Regions from separate parts of the Homo sapiens genome. Here region 1 is linked to region 2. A link is a contact called in ENCODE Hi-C or POLR2A ChIA-PET data. All regions are on one chromosome and are shown on one strand. The core of a region is the stretch at or near the end of the contact, and the rest is flanking DNA. Distances in the headings are between cores, read along the strand shown. Region 1 overlaps NFIA (nuclear factor I A). Region 2 holds the start of NFIA-AS1 (NFIA antisense RNA 1).

Region 1 (2,797 bases), core at 67-2,566, 41 kb after region 2:
GTTGGGTTGAGCACCTTCTCTGTATTTCTGTCTGATCTACCTGTAGAAATTATGTGTACAGCTGGCTTTGGTGAAGTTGTAGGAGGGCGAGTTTGGGCACTTCAGTAAAGTCTCAGAACATACTAACCGCATCACATTGATTTTAAACAACTCTGTTTTTAAGAGCACTTAGGTCACTCTGCCATGTTACCATTGCCCTCTCTTCCTCCCTCCCTCTCTTCTCTGAGCCTCTCCTTGTTCTTCTTTAGTTTTCCTTGAGCCTTGCAAATTTATGTTCTTGGGAATCTCCTTTGTAAATAAGAAATGTGCCATCAAGATATTTCCCAATCAATGGATTCTGGCACTCTTGACAAAATGATAGATGGAATTTGCAGTTTCTGTGTGTATGAGAGGGAAGATGCAAAGTCCTTGTTAAACAAAAGGAACATTATGGGTAAAGGCCTAGGGGCAGAAAGGACCCAGCATGTAAAGCTGCAGCTTGGCTAAGACATAGTGTTTCTGAACAGTTTCAAATACGCCAGTCATATCATGTTGAATTCTTGGATGGCCAGTCACCCAGCGTGTTTCCCTTGGAATGAAGCTTGCTGACTGACTGGCTGACAGCTAGAAAGCATCCATAAATGAGAGATGGAGATGAAATTAAAATGTGACTTCTTTGGCATCCACCTTTCGAACCTAGGCCTTCCCCACTTTACTCTAATTCAATTTAGTAGATGTTGGATGGAAACTAATACAGTTAAAAAGAACTTCATGTAATCTCACTAACATTCTTAGAACATGATGCTCAAGGTTTTCTGGTCAAGGATATTTGCATTTGCATTTATAGAATAGTTAAGAGCCAGAATTCTATGCATGTGAGAAGTCCTTGCTTTGAGAATGACATTTCCAAGCTGTCAAAATCTAATGTGCTCAAAGCTCAAACCAAAATTGCTTTTTATTCTGTAAATATTGAAGAGAAGGCTTAGAGTGGCACCAGTGAAGTTGCTAGCCAGGGTACTAGCCTACTGAGTTGGAATCAGAAAAAGTCCATTTGTTGAGTTTAAATTATAATACAATCCAAGCCTGAGGGATGCAGTGAAAAAGTATGACCAGTGGTCAGATTCCCACATTTTCCTGCTGACCACTTGGTCACTTTGACACAGTTTACTAGAGAAGTTTGATTTGCAGGTGTGTAAGCACAGTACATGCATCTTTGTTACTTGACTCTTCTCATCTCCAATTTCTTAATGCTTACATTGAACTACAAAAATCTTCACATGAAATCTTCCCATATTATATTCACTCATTCAACCAATATTTATTTATTAAACATCTGCTGTATGGCAGATACTGCTCCAGGCATTAGTCACAAGAGTGATGAAGCACAGAAAAGTAAAGTTTCATGCATCCAATAGCAGATTCATTGTAGAACTGAGAGCCTTGATGTTCGGTTCCTTGTCCAGCTTTCTTTCTCCTACATTTCTACTCTGCTTTTCTTACACTTGCTGTTTCACCAAAAAAAAAGTTACTTGAAAGGCGATTGAAATCATTCTTTTCATTTGCCAATAAGTTGTAAAGGTTATTGGAAAGTCATTTGTGTAGGATTTTGAATCAGTTTAACACAGTTTTCATATTACATTTATGTGTGTGATTTTCTGAATAATGCCTTTAAAGGCAGACATTAAGTGGATTGCGAACTCCATGAAAGCAAGGATTGTTTTTCTTTTTTACTCACTGTTTTCTCTTTAGCACAGTGCCTATCCCATAGTACATGTTCAATAAATATTTACTATAAATGCAGAACTAAATGCATTTCTTATGCTTCGCTATATCCCTGTTGTCTGGTGCAGTGTGTGCAGTGTGAGCTCTCTCTGAGTCTGTCGCTGGTAAGATGGTGAACAGTGCTGTCCGTATTCAGTGGACTTCTGTATAGAGCATGTCATTCCCAGTCTATCTCGATATTCAGTACTCGATATTCAGTACTTAAGTGTCCAGTCAAGCAGCTTGTAGTTTTCCTTGCTATGTTGGGGTGGGTACTCTGGTACCTGGAGGCCCCCTGGCTGCAGACACAGCAAGATGGTTTCGAGCAGGGTGTGAAATGTTTGCTGCCAGTGAGGGAGAAAGGTTTGCCTTGGCTAGGAGTAGCAGGATTTCAGGCTCCACATCTGGGTCTTCCGTCTACGTCACCACCACCATCCTCATATGCGCATAGCCATCAGCTGTCCTAAGTGCAGCACTCTGACAGAAAATTGTATACGAGGCAGAGGTGGCTGTAACTAGTCAAAGTGTGAGAGAAATACTCATTCCATGGCAAAGCTGACTGACATGAAGAGATCTTTGTGCTGAGAGAGATTCAGCAAAGGGAGGCCAGAGTAAACTAGGAGTGGGCTCCGGGTTAGAGTTGAAGCAAGAACCTGTATGAAAAGAAAGGCAATGTCCACCTCATATTTCCTAGCAGACATAAAAGACATGGTGTCTCTCTTGCTCAGTCTTTTTCATCATCTTACTGGGTTCAGAACATGGGTAAAGTTCGAAGTGGTACATTGGATAATTCTTTCGGGCAGAACTTTGTTGAAAGGAAGAGTGTGGTCGTCTAATTGGAGCTTGGCAAGTGCAAGGGTGGGAGAGAAAGGGAGACCCTACCTTGACTCCACCGCTCACCTGGCTGTGAAACGCTTTAAGAACAGAAACACTTACTAATTGTAACTGGCCTTAGGAAGGTACCTGACCTCCCGTGCCTCAGTTTCCTCGTCTGTAAAATAGTCACGAATGCTTCTTGCCCTTCTTTGCTCCCAAGGATTTAGTAAGGATTTAATGA
Region 2 (3,040 bases), core at 474-2,973:
CAGAAGTAACGATACAAAATAACAAAAATATAAATAGAGTTCAGAATTTGAAAATACTGTATTAGGAGGTAAGCTGACTATTTTTCGTGTTCTTTAAATATATTTAGATCAACTTGAATATTAAGCCTCCTACAGCAGGTAGATAGAGGTATCAATTCAGTTACCATTTAAAATACAGTAACTCCAATGAGGAGTTTCTTATAATTATTTCTAATTACTTTTTGATATTAGAAATTAGAGCTATACCAGAATGCTGGGAAAGATGTCTTTTTCAACATTGTATCACAGCATCAAGCATTATGCATCAAACATCAATTCCTACTCACAATATCCATTCAATGTATATTTGGATTATATTTTCTTTGGATAGACCCTCATAGTAGAAACTCTGTATTAACCAGCTTGCAAGATGAACCAAGACTTTTTGTTTTCTTTGTAATATACTGATTCCTTTGGCATGTTGAATTTTCATGGCCAACAGTTACCTACTACCACATCCTAGCACTATTGTTTTTACCAGTTGTGTGCTTACCACGTCAGTTGTGTTATTCCGGACCTGTTTATACTAGTCTTATTTGTATCACCATTGTGTAATTTAATTAAATTTATGTGAACCAATGGCATGCAAGTTCAAAATGGAAAAGTTTTATTTCTATGAAACTAACCCAGTGCCTTGGAAAGAATCAGTAAAGGCAAGCTACAAAAATTTCTGTCAGATTACATGTCAGTGAGATAACTACAGAAGATGAGAGAAGGTTGTAAAAATAAGAGTTTTGTTAGATTATTTTAGAAATATCTTTAAATTCTCCCACTACTTAAAGTAAATGGAACTGGAAATCTTTTATGATGCATTATAGATACGCATTATATAAGAAAGATGCTGTGGAGCTCCAATTATTAACAGACATTATTAAATTTAAATTTTTGCCTCTGCATAAAAAGATTGGCCAAAGAATGTACATACACATGCTCAAAGTTAAAATGTTTAAGGTGCATATGTCTCATTAATGAGTATCTTCTTCATCCATTTTTTCAAATTAACCAATCAACAACTGGCCCTAACAGTACTGGATAAGGTAACTTCTATTCTATTTTGTATTCCTACTCTTTACAGAGTTTTAGAGATGTTTTGTTTCCTACCTACCAAGGGAAAAAAAGGGAATTGGCAGATAGAGTTTATATCTTGGGATGAGATGTGTAAAGGGCCAGGACCTGAAATTACGTGAAGGTTGATATTCTGGGATTGGTAGTTTTGAAGTTCCATAAAGAAGTTCAGTCCAGCCATGTTCCAAATGCTCTGAGTATAGGCACTGGCTGGTAAGCTTAGTGGAGTGTTATACAACATGGAAGTCTAACTGGCAGTTCAATGTCCCAAAAGTTGGACAGAACCAAGAAATAGAGAACATAAGCAGATGACAGTAATCCAGGCAGAAGGTTAGTGTCAGAGAAGTCTGTCAGTGGGTCATAGGGCTCCACGTGCTAGCCTGGGTTTCCGTGCCAGAATTTTGTTCTTGGGAGGCAGGTAGGGAAAAGCAAGTCAACATCTCCAGTTCCAGATGAGCTAGGGCACTTGACCAAATACAGGTACAGAAGTTAGTCCTTGAGGTAGAGCTTACCTGTTGGAGAACATGGCAGAAATCATTGTACCAAAATTGGAGCACAGGTCAGAGGCTAAAGCATGGCTTACTGCTGTGGCTCATGGTGAACTTGAGCTTCTCATGGCCCCTCCTATCTCCTGAGGATGGCTGAGCTCACAGATGGGGACTGTTATGTAATCAGAGGTCAAGTGGTTTAGCTGGGGTGGCAGAGAGCCAGGTGAAGACTGAAAGTGTTCAAATAAGGAAGAGAACAGAATTGCTTTATGTCTGCCTTCATGAAGACAAACCCTAATAGCCAAAGGACTGAAAGTTTGCCCAAAGAGACCTCAATTTTTGAAAGGAAAATGCATCTTCTCCTTATGTTAGAATGACCACGTCTAAATAAAATAAACTCTTTTGCCTTTTGTTGTTACTTGTCTTGGTATCTACCATTGTTTGACACTAAAAAAAAATAAAGCAGTGACTAATTATTGGCTAATTTAATCTGTCATGATGGCATTTGTAATTCAGGTACATCCTTCATTAAAGCAAGTATAGGCATTATTATTTTTAAAACTTTTTTTTTCTATTTGGATTTCTTCTATTTTGTTTGATTATTTATTTTGTTGTTACTGGTGGTGGTGGTGTTTTACAGTGAGACATACTGGTTAGCTCAGCTAAGGTGTTTGAGTAAGACTTCATAAACATAAAGTACTTTGTGTGGGTTTGTTTTGTGTGTTCCATCTTACGTCATTTGTGGCACTGAAAATGAGATTGCAATTCCCAGAGTACTGGGATAGTTCATTCAGAGGTTAGCCCACCTAAGTTTATAGCAGTTGTCTGTAATAGAATTGTAACTAATTTCCACTGTTGTTTTTGGAGAAAACTGTAGACTATAATTATGTGTTAGCACTTTTTAAACAGCTCCCTGCATTGTCATATCATTTTAAATGGGCTCTGTTTTAAAATGACCTTTCATGTTTTGATTGCAAAAATATAGCTTACACAGGTCTGTAGTTAGCAAAATACAAGGATCCAGTAAATGATAGAGCATTGACACAACTCTAGAAGCATGTGTTAAACATCACTGGCACTGCCCTAGGTTTAAAGGGGAAGAAATAGGGAAGTAGAAATTCACTGTTCTTCAACACTCCTTCTGTTGGATAGGCAAGATTAGTACATAGAACAGTTATGGAGCCATGTGAAAAAAAATAGTAGTTATACAAATGTAAAATGCTACACATGAAGTATATTGCATTACCTTTTTGTGGCCTATGGAAAGAAGTCTCAGAGCACAGTAAGATTCAAGTACCATCTCCCAGAATTGGGGTCAGCAACACCATTTTATATTTTGGCAAATGCTACCCACTGTCTCCCAAACGGCAGATATCTGCATATAGTTAGTCATGTGGACACACCCTTCCTCTGCTACATTGCATTGCCATATTAGTAGTAGAATTTTA

The links. A loop is a pair of places that touch in the nucleus more often than their neighbours do. ChIA-PET counts read pairs that join two places held with the same protein, here RNA polymerase II (POLR2A). Pooled maps may share reads with other maps.
Region 1: a map of Right ventricle myocardium inferior shows a loop between it and region 2 (1.9-fold over the local background). The contact joins the enhancer-like site here to the promoter of NFIA-AS1 in region 2. A Hi-C loop is called at or near these places in 2 of 168 maps with a recorded cell type or tissue (Right ventricle myocardium inferior and aorta) and 1 of 50 pooled maps. POLR2A ChIA-PET finds 5 or more read pairs at or near these places in 13 of 52 experiments (CD8-positive, alpha-beta T cell, H1, MCF 10A and 9 more).

The regions. Positions count from the first base shown.
Region 1 is chr1:61,292,960-61,295,756 of GRCh38, forward strand. The region is part of intron 3 of NFIA (nuclear factor I A); the gene reads left to right. Among named protein-coding and RNA genes, the nearest start is that of NFIA-AS1, 41 kb to the left of the region's middle. Within about 2 kb of position 1,317, at least 3 of the 41 ENCODE cell types and tissues checked have a DNase peak (open chromatin) inside an H3K27ac peak, as active enhancers do.
Region 2 is chr1:61,251,795-61,254,834 of GRCh38, forward strand. It overlaps NFIA-AS1 (NFIA antisense RNA 1), which reads right to left and starts at 1,724. Exons shown (of 4, transcript NR_104180.1): 1 at 1,617-1,724. The region is part of intron 2 of NFIA (nuclear factor I A); the gene reads left to right.